Regions from separate parts of the Homo sapiens genome. Here regions 2 and 3 are each linked to region 1. A link is a contact called in ENCODE Hi-C data. All regions are on one chromosome and are shown on one strand. Each heading gives the region's core, a stretch centred on a gene start or an enhancer-like site at or near the end of the contact. The rest is flanking DNA. Distances are from core to core; before and after follow the strand shown. Region 1 has its middle 130 kb from the start of CHST15. Region 2 overlaps LHPP (phospholysine phosphohistidine inorganic pyrophosphate phosphatase). Region 3 overlaps FAM53B (family with sequence similarity 53 member B).

Evidence for each region. A loop is a pair of places that touch in the nucleus more often than their neighbours do. Pooled maps may share reads with other maps.
Region 2: a pooled map shows a loop between it and region 1 (3-fold over the local background). The contact joins two enhancer-like sites. A Hi-C loop is called at or near these places in 5 of 37 single-sample maps with no recorded cell type and 6 of 50 pooled maps.
Region 3: a map with no recorded cell type shows a loop between it and region 1 (5-fold over the local background). The contact joins two enhancer-like sites. A Hi-C loop is called at or near these places in 2 of 37 single-sample maps with no recorded cell type and 4 of 50 pooled maps.

What each region holds. Positions count from the first base shown.
Region 1 is chr10:124,219,583-124,222,991 of GRCh38, reverse strand. No RefSeq gene overlaps it. Among named protein-coding and RNA genes, the nearest start is that of CHST15, 130 kb to the right of the region's middle. RefSeq lists enhancers at 1,220-1,399, 1,410-1,509. Within about 2 kb of position 1,936, at least 6 of the 41 ENCODE cell types and tissues checked have a DNase peak (open chromatin) inside an H3K27ac peak, as active enhancers do.
Region 2 is chr10:124,611,725-124,614,835 of GRCh38, reverse strand. LHPP (phospholysine phosphohistidine inorganic pyrophosphate phosphatase) reads right to left here. Exons shown (of 7, transcript NM_022126.4): 7 at 695-1,572. The coding sequence ends at 1,476. Among named protein-coding and RNA genes, the nearest start is that of FAM53B-AS1, 91 kb to the left of the region's middle. RefSeq lists enhancers at 1,394-1,904, 2,864-2,913. Within about 2 kb of position 1,600, at least 8 of the 41 ENCODE cell types and tissues checked have a DNase peak (open chromatin) inside an H3K27ac peak, as active enhancers do.
Region 3 is chr10:124,687,585-124,690,678 of GRCh38, reverse strand. The region is part of intron 3 of FAM53B (family with sequence similarity 53 member B); the gene reads left to right. Among named protein-coding and RNA genes, the nearest start is that of FAM53B-AS1, 15 kb to the left of the region's middle. RefSeq lists enhancers at 1,697-1,776, 2,404-2,905. Within about 2 kb of position 1,643, at least 5 of the 41 ENCODE cell types and tissues checked have a DNase peak (open chromatin) inside an H3K27ac peak, as active enhancers do.

The DNA of each region.
Region 1 (3,409 bases), core at 687-3,186:
AAGCACTCAGTATGTTTAGGAGTTGCTATGATGAAGCTCTGAAAATGGGCAAATCCTGGCTGCCTGGGGCTTGGGGGGCGGCGCCCTGAACACACTCCCTGTTACAGCTCATGCCTCACAAGATGCTGAGGTCTCCTGACTACGGAGCTCAAGGTGGAAGCCTCCAAGCGCCTCCAGCAGTGGGAGGGAGGGCAATACTTACCCTTTTCAAATGGCGTCCTCGGTAATTCCCACCAACACGCCTTGGGCCCACTGCCCCCACTCCCAGACAAGCTAAACTGCCCAGAGCTCTTGATGTTTTCTGTCCTGCTGTTTCCTTGCCTGGACGCCTGGTGAACTCAGCTGCGTCCATTCATGCAAATACCCTGACCCCATGAGGCTTCCCTTTGGGCCCTACACAGGGTGAATCTGTGAATCCCCCCCTTCCCTGGGCCACCTGGCCCTACGCTCAGGCCTCCCCACTGGACTGTGAGCAGCCTGAGGGCTGCTGGAACTGGGCCAACTCCTCCTCAAGGCTTGGTTGTGGTGCCCAGTGTGCAGGGACCCCGACAGACAAGGCGTGAGAGGCTGCATGAAATATACAAGAGACCGCGGTGCATCGCAGATGCTGATCTGTGTGTCTGTCCTGGGCTGTGAGCCCCTGAGGGGCAGAGACCCACTTCTCTGTATCTTGGAGTCCCTGCATCTTCTGACAGAAAGCAGGGGCTAAGAGATGCTGGTGAAAATGGACTTGAGTGGATGACTGGGGCTGTGAGGGTTGCTGGACACCGGGCATGCCTCGGCGGAGAGGTGGAGGGGACAGCGAGCGGCAGTCCCCCTGCCTGCGCGGTCGGATGTATGTTCACTCCTACAGAAACCACATCACCAAGGGGGCTCTGGGGTTGAAATTCCTGAAGGAAACCAGAGATTGTTTTACAAAAATACCCTTTCAAAAATAGCAGCTGTTTTTACTTTGCTTCTGAAAGGCGGCGGAGGGCAGCTTCCTGATTTGGAAAGACAAATGTTTGTGCAGCCTGGGGAGTGAGGGGCTGGGCGACGGGGGGCTCTGGCCAGGGGCCCAGGGGCCCCTTGTGTTTTGGGAGGAGTCCTAGGGGACCATGTAGGTGTGGACATCCGACTCAACGTGCAGCCCTGGCAGTGTGCGGTAACCAGTGACACGTAGAATACTTTTTAAAAAAGTCCTTTCTGACCACATCCTCTGACCCTCGCACCTGGAAACTGGAAGAGAAACAGGCCCCTTTTTAACTGTTAGGTTTCCCTGGTCAGAAATGACTCATCTCGTTCTTTCTGGAGACTTGGAAGTTAGAATGTATGGAAGGATGAATGAAGCGCTGCTGACTTTGGGGGCTCCTCGAGAGGGAATGCCATGGTCCCCAGAGAGTGACTTGGTTGGTGATAGGGCCATGTGGTTCCTCTCTCCTCAGTGAGGGAAGCCTCCTCCTCTCCCTCCCACTGGGTAGCCACATGGTTAAGAGAGCTCCAGGCTCTCACAAGCTGAGGTGTGAGTCCCAGTCCTATTACTTCCTAGCCGTGAGGTCTTGGTCAGGGATAACTTATGCCCCCGGCCTCATTTCCTTTATCTGTAAAGTGGAAATGACAAGCATCCTGGCCTGATAGGGTGCTTGCCAGGAGGACACAAACACAGGCCTGGAAATCGCTCATTTCACCTCCCAGCAGCCCTGTGGGATGGTTACTCTGATTTTCCCCATGGGGAGAATGAAGCTCAGAAGGTTATGCTGGAGAACCACTGTGGGGGGCTCCATTCGTCTCCGCAGCCCCAGGTCTTCACCGCCCTCCTGAAGCCAGCATGTGGCCCCTACGTCACAGGTGGGAATGGCAGCTCTGAGCAGCCCAGGACACACTTAGGGCTGTGTGTCCTGGCAAGGAGCTGGAAGGGAGCCCTCTCCTTGGCTGGGCTCTCCCACAGGCACGATTATGACCGCAGGTTCCGGGGCCTGCCCTTCCTTCCAGATGCGCAGGTGCCAGGCTCCACGTGGTCAGCGGCGCTCCTCCATGAGCAGGGGGCTGGAGTGGATACTTTTCCTTCTCTTTTCTGCCTCTTCCAAAGCTTCTGCCTCAGACTACACTATATTGTGGTTAGAAAAACAAAAACAATAAATGTCATTTAGAAAAAATAGCACTTGCTAAGCACTTTTGCTTTCTGTTTGTGTTTGGGACTCACAGAAGTCAGTTTGGCATGAGGCTGCTGGGACTTTGGTGGGGGCTTCAGGCCACCACGTGGTAGGTGGGAGCCCCTGGGCTGCAGAAGCTGGGTGCAGGGCTGGCAGAGGGCGGAAGGGGGCCTTCCCCATCATGGATACGATCTGCAGAGATCTGCAGGGATCGAGCCTGCAGGGACCGAGAGGCACCCATGCCTCAGCAGGGAGTCAGGCGGGAAGCTCAGCATTTGTGTCTGTAATCCAGCTCCTTCTCTCCACTGTTTTTCTGGAATTATTCCCACCTCCTCCACTTTGTCTTTAGGGACACTGCTTCATCTCATCCCCTACTTCTGTTGGGGCTACTAAGTATAAAACCTTAACTCCTTGGTCAGAGATTGGGACATTTGACCTAACTCTTTTGCTTCTGTGGATATTTTGACCCCAAAGTCATTTTGAATGTCAGCATTTTAACCAGAATTACCCAACAGTGATGAGTTTTCATCTAGAAAGTATCAGAATTCCAGCGGGGACCCCATTAAGCTGATGTAATCCCTCTATCAATTTTCTATACAGCGCAGTTAAGCCATTCCTGATGTTTCCATTTCCATTTTGCTGAAATTATTTTCATAGGGATCAATTTTTTTTTTTTTTGCATTTAGAATCTTACAGCAGAGATTTGCTTCTTAAATCACTTTTCGTCCATATCAAACTACTAATCGCAGCTTCTACCATCACGAGCGGCCACGGGTTCCATCCAGTACTGTTTTCCTGGGTGAAGTCATAATTGGTGTTGTTTGAGTTGATGCATAAGGAAATAGCAATTTCTGTAAGGCAGGGAGATGGCGGGGGAGAAAGAGTGGAGGAGGGGCAGAGAGAAGGAGCAGGCGTCCCAGAGGGGGACAGGGAGGAGGACAGAAGGGTCCCTGGGCAGAAATTGGGTGGCCACTGACTGGAAGGATGCAGGAGGAGGGAGCAAAGGTCAAAGTGCCCACTTGGCCACAGGATCATCGCATGGCACCATCCTGGTCAAAGACTGCCCTCCTCCCCCTGTTCTGGTTCAGGGCATACTAGCCGGCACCAATGGGGCGGTGTGTTGTGACTAGGTACGTGGGATGGAAGATGAGACTAAGGGCCCACAGGCCAGCAAGTTCCTGGTACAGGAACAGAGCCTGTCCCCGTAGGAGGGTCAAGGAGCAGAGAATGAGGCATCAACAGACAGAAGGGTGGCTCCGGGCATCAGTCACTTCAGA
Region 2 (3,111 bases), core at 351-2,850, 390 kb before region 1:
CCAGCCTGACCAACATGGTGAAACCCTGTCTCTACTAAAAATACAAAAAATTAGCCAGGCGTGGTGGCGGGCACCTATAATCCCAGCTACTCGGGAGGCTGAGGCGGGAGAATAGCTTGAACCCAGGAGGCGGAGGTTGCAGTGAGCTGAGATCACGCCAGTGCCCTCCAGCCTGGGCAACGAAAGCAAAACTCCATTTCAAAAATAATAATAATAAAATAAAATAAAGAAGCAGTCTCTCAAGGGTTATCAGTAGCTTCTGAACTGATTTGGGGAGAAATGGAGCAATCAAGTTATCTGTTCAGCTGACTGATTCTGAAACCTGAAACTTCAGTTATGAGTGATTTGTTCCCAGGGCCCCTGTGGGAAGGCCGCCGCGCCCTTGGTCGGGAAAGCAAAGCTCACCACCCCCAGGCCACAGGCTGTTCCGTTAGGGAAGGCAGTGCCAAAGTTTGCCCTGGACTGCCTCGTTCCAGATAGGGCCAACAGCAGCTCACTGGCCCCTCTGGGCCTCAGTTTCCCCATCTGCTAAGTGAAGGGGCTGGAGCAGGTGAGGTGTTTCAGGGCCCTTGTCCCTCGCACCTCTGATATTCAGTGGCTCAAGCATAAGGCAGGACTAGAGACAGTGGCCCAGACCCTGCTGGTGGCCTCCCCCATACGGTTCTTCCTAGCAGTCAAAGCCTGAGTCAAAGGCTGCTGGTCAAGGCAGAGTTTACTGAACTGTTAGTTTCCTCCTGCACACACCGGGCATGACACCTTCAAGTCTGTCCAGCAGTGGGTCCAGAAAGTACCCTGTGTGCCTTGGACGCAGAGGCTACAGTTCTCACTGTGTGGCATGGGAGCCTTCACAGTGCCCTCGGGAGCTGCCCCTGGTCTTTGTCTGCAAAGGTGACTGGGAGGATAGAAAAAGCAGCGGGCTGGCATTGTTTCGGGGGTGGGGTGGTGGGCAGTGTGCCTGGGCAGTCGCAGGGAGGCTGACTTGGTTCTGGGCTGCAAGATCTGTGCATAGGAGGCCCCTGGGTTTCTTCCAGGCTCTTCACTGAAATGCAAAGAGTCTGAAGAGGAGGCAGTGGGCATAGTGCCCCTGAATCTGGTTAGGTGGAGTTTACTGCATTTAAAGGCCCATGGTGAGTGGTGAGTTCTGGGATTTGGGAGATTCCCAGAGGCCTGACAGGCCTGTCCCACCCTCCTGGACTTCACTACAGGGAGCTGAAGTCAGGGCCCAGGCAGGGGAGCAGGCCACCCAGGTAGGGAACAAATGCCTGCCCATGCAGGGCAGAGGGCAGAAGGCAGGGCTGTCAGGGCCTTGGTTGGTCTGGGCACTGGGGCAGGTGGAGGGGAGGCAGGGGTGGAGGAGAGGCAGGGGTGGAGGAGGTGGGGCTCTCCTGGGCGGGTGGAGGAGAGGCAGGGGTGGAGGGGAGGCAGGGGTGGAGGAGAGGCAGGGGTGGAGGAGGCGGGGCTCTCCCAGGAGGCCATCACTTGTCGGCGTGCTGCAGCAGCAGGTCCACTGCCTCTGCGAGGTTGTCCACGTACCCATCAGCCTTCACTTCCGGATGGTGCTCGTCACTGGGCCTGGAGAGGATGGCCGGAGGTTAGTCAGTGCCCCCACGCTGACCCCTCTGCAGCCACACCCACCCTCCCAGCATCTAACATGGGCCTGGCCTTAGCTTGAGGAAACCTCCAGGTCCTGCCAGGCAGCCTGGCCCGTGGCCACTGGCCATCCCCCTCCTCCCCCTGCCCTACTCAGGCACACATGGCCCCTCCTGACTGTGCCCTCAACCTGGACACCTCCCCAAACCTGTCTCCCACTGGGGAGCCTGCTCAGCCTTGTGGTGGAGTGACAGCCGGCCCAGCTCCCTCTGGGCCTCCAGCACAGACATCTCACCTTGGATGGTGGGGACATGAGTGTACCCTGCTCTGGGCTCCCCAGGGGCTCACCCCACACCCCTGGCCTGGCCTAGTGCCCCGTGGGAGGAGCCTAGTCCATGTGCACTGTGGGGACAGCTGGGGTAGAGACTCGGAGCTCCTGCCTGCCCTAACGCTGGGGGCCCGCATGTCAGTGACAGCATGTGTCTTCTGGTTGGTGCCCTCTGAGGCCACGCCCACCCAACAGAGGAGGCACCGGGCTCCTGGATAAACTGCCCTCTGGCTGGGATTCTGGGGGCAGCAACCTCTCCAAAGCCTTCAGCCATTCCCCAGGCATCTCCTGAGGTCTCACTGGATGCTGAGGACACAGGAATGAAGCCATGAGACAGTGCAGAGGCCTCCGGGCCCTGCCAGGGGACTTTGTGGAAGGGGCTGTGGGCTGAGTCCTGAAGGCAGGCAGGAGCTACGGGTAGACACGTGGGTGGGAGAGGAGAGCCCCAGGAGCAGGAAGGGGTCAGGTGGGTTCGTGGAGACATCCAGAGCCTTTTTTATTTTTTATTTTTTTGAGACCAAGTGTCACTCTGTTGCCCAGGCTGGAGTGCAATGGTGCGATCTTGGCTCACTGCAACCTCTGCCTCCCAGTTTCAAGCGATTCTCCTGCCTCGGCTCTTGAGTAGCTGGGACTACAGGCACCCGCCACCACGCCCGGCTTTTTTTGTATTTTTTAGTGTAGAGATAGGGTTTCGCCATGTTGGCCAGGCCGGTCTCCGACTCCTGACCTCAAGTGATTTGCCCGCCTTAGCCTCCCAAAGTGCTGGGATTACAGGAGTGAGCCACCGTGCCCGGCCCCCATCCCAGTCTTGACAGTCATTTGAGGAAGTGGCACCTCATCCTAGGGGCTGTGGGCAGCCTGGAGGGCTGTGAGCCAGAAGGCCCCTCCCCACAGCCTTGCACCCACAGAGGTGCCGCTGGAGCTTGGCAGGAAGTGGGGAGCGGCCCGTCTGCAAACCTACCACTACCGAGGGACATGTTGCTTGGATCTCCCCACGGCCTGGCCCAAGCTCCCTGAGAAGCAGGGAAACCACAGTCTCCCGGCAGCAGCGCCCCCACTTTGGAAGCTGCCACCCTGGTCTGAGAGGAAGTGCTTGAAGTTGGTTCTCACGTCATCTAAAAGCCGTGTTGGCCCTTTCAAAGGGTTTGGTTTCTGCAAAGGGCTTTCTTGACCCTAAAATGACTGTCATGGGC
Region 3 (3,094 bases), core at 394-2,893, 470 kb before region 1:
CATTGGTTTCAGGCAGTTTTTCAGGAATAATAAAGCACAGAATGGAAGTAGATGTAAAATGTGGTTGGCACATGGTAACTGTTGCCAGTGACGAGTGAAGACAGAGCTTCCCAGGGCTGCCTTCTTACCCAGGTTGGGCTCACCTGATGGGGAGGGGACCACAATAGTGCCAGAGGACAGGGAATGGCCACTGCCAGCCTGTCTGGGTGCCATGCCTTCCACATGAAGAAATGGTCAAGTTAGGCAGCCTGGCCCAACTGCAAGAGCATGACCTTGGGTCTACAGACTAGGTTGACGTCTGGGCTCTGTCATTTGCTGGATGTGTGTCCATGGGGGAGATGTGACATCGTTCTGAAGCCCAGTTTCCCCCATCAGTCAGATGGAGATTGCTGTGACAACCCATGAGATGAGTCACGTGCTTGGGATGCACATTCATGCTCTTTCTCAGCTTCAGCAAGGACCCTATTGGAGTGTTAGCTGATTAACAGTAAATATGCATTTATTGACAGTTTCGTGAAAAGCTCTGCCTGTCGCCAGTTCCCTCGTCGGTTTAATGGCGCCCCGCTTTGCTGTGTACATCAGTTAAGAGATGCATCACCAGCAGCTGCCCGTTTCACTTGCTCTGTGCACACCCACAATCAGGATGGAAATCCAGAGGAGATGGACCAAACTGACCTTGTTGTCCCTTCAGAGTTCTTGTTGCCAGTGCAAATACTAGCTGTTCCCTGTACATTTATGAACGCCTGTGGGAGCTGAGGGGTAGAATAGGAAGTCCTGGTCAGACCCAAAAGGGCTGTCACAAGACCCTAGTCTACCCAGCCTTGTGCAGATGGTGAGATTGAGGCCCCTCTTCCCAGTGCCCCATCTGGTGTGGTTTTTAACTGTGAGGATCTCACTGGGCATCTTTTTGTAAGAGCAAAGACTTCCCAGAAGCAGTGGCAGCTGCCATGGGCCACCCCAACTCTGCTGGTAAGGGCAGGGCCCTGGTAATGGCTCTGAACCCCGATCTTTGTCCTTAGTAGCTTCTTTGTCACCTCCCAGAGTCCTGCAGACCCGCCTGCCTTCTTCCTTGGATGTGGGGCCTGATGGTGCATTACCTCTAGCCATCGGAATCCCTTGTTCCTTGTGCCTTGTGTGAGGAACTTGGTGTCCTGTGTTGCTGTCCCCGAATCCAAGACACAGCTGCCATTTTACAGTCCATCCCAGGTGCGTGGGCAGGACCTGAAGCTGAGGCCTGGCAGGCAAAGCCCGAGGACTTTTTGTTCCTGACACTGCTCTGAACTGAGTCTCCTTCTGGTCATACAGGCAAAGAGACTCTCCAGGGAGCCAGAGGCTCTAAAGTCCATTTAAAAACAGATGAGACGATTGTGGGGGAGCTCATGTCATTGCCCTGCTTGTGTCCCCCCCACCCCCATGTTCTTTTCGTAAGATCAGTTTAGCAAAACCGCCTTCAGAAAGACACCTCGGCTCTCTTGATTTTCCCATTGATGGGTTGGTGAGCTTCTCCCCAAACCAAGCATAGAATCTTTGTGGCCCTGAGGCCAAGTTAGCACAACCCAACCTACAGGGCAGGGGAGAGATACTCATTGTCAGCACAAGTAGATAGGTGTGAAATGTAAGAATGAGTCAGCTGGTTGTGATCTGACAGCAGGCTTGCTAATCGGGGCATTTCGTATCTTGGTCTGTACTTGAGGTGCTTAACCTTTTCTGGAAACCACATTCTGTACTTATGTGACCATAAGGCACCATCGAAAACATAGCACAGAGCTCTCTAGGGCTATAAAGCTCCTCTATCTTTTGAAAATATGAAGGTTTATAGTCCCCCAAGAATCTGGAGCCCTGGGAATTTTCCTTCAAATTTAAGGGTAGGAATGGAAATAAGAACATTTGAGGTCAAATGCCATTCGTATTCCTCTGAGTGTTTTTCTTGCTTCAAGCTCTAGGATCTGTGCACACAGCAGTCTTCTGCCCTTCTTAGTCAAACGGTGGCAGGACCAGAGCCTTGTGAGTGCGAATTTGGGAATTTGAGTCCTTGTCTCTGCATATGTAGGCAACTCATTCTCCTGTTCTTTGTGGCATAGTCAAAAGTCAGAAACTGCAAGCTCAGTCATCAAACCTCAGCTTTGGAAGAGACCTTGCTTACCTAGTCTGTCCAAGACTGTGAGAGAACTGGGCCCAGGGATGCTTGTGTGTTCACCCTCCCATCTGCAGGCAAAGGCTCTTGTGTGTTTACGCTACACACAAATGCACACGCTCTCGTGTGTATCATTTCAGACTTGTGAAGATAATGCTCAGTGGGGACGTGGAGAAGCTTTACATGCCCTAAAGGCTAAAGCAACAGGCGCAGCATAGAACTGAATGGGCTGGTGCCATGCTCTCAGGCTGTGGGCCATCGCGCTCTGCTCAGGTCTGCCAGGGGCTTGGTGTCAGGCTGCAGATGGATGGGGGGCCCTTCTGCGTATCTTTAGGACACAGCTGATGGGCCCTTGCGTGTTCTCAGGGAGAAAGTGGGAGGCTTCACACTCATCTTGTTCATAGGAGTGAGTTAGCTTCTAAGGCCTTTGCTAGTGGCTGTCCATCAAGAGCATGTTGTGTAGCTTGAGAAGGAAGCCCTGAGGGTCCCCATCCTGTCCTGTGAAACCTCTGATGGGTGAAGTGATCCTTCTCCATACTTCTTCCTGGAATTAGCCCAAACCAAAACATAAACACCAACTTTCAGTGTTGTTATGAATTCAAATTTGTAGAGACCAGAATTGTCAACCCTCCTGAAGCTTCTGGGCAGTGGTGCTGGATGGTCTGGATGGGCCGCCATTCGGACAGATGTTTGAGAACTCAGTTCTCCATGTCATCTGCTTTCCAGAACAGCATTTCTCAACATTTTTGCATTGAAATAACCTGGGGAGCTTATTAAGATGCAAATGCCTACCCAGAGAGACTCTGATTTACCAAGTCAGAGACGGGGTCTAGAAACCTGCATTTTAACAAACACCCCCAAAGGATGCTCCTGTAGGTGGCCCAGAAGTCACACTTTGAGAAATCCTAGTCAGAGAAGCCAGGTTTCCATTCCAGCCGGATTCCACAGAGGCTGGCACCC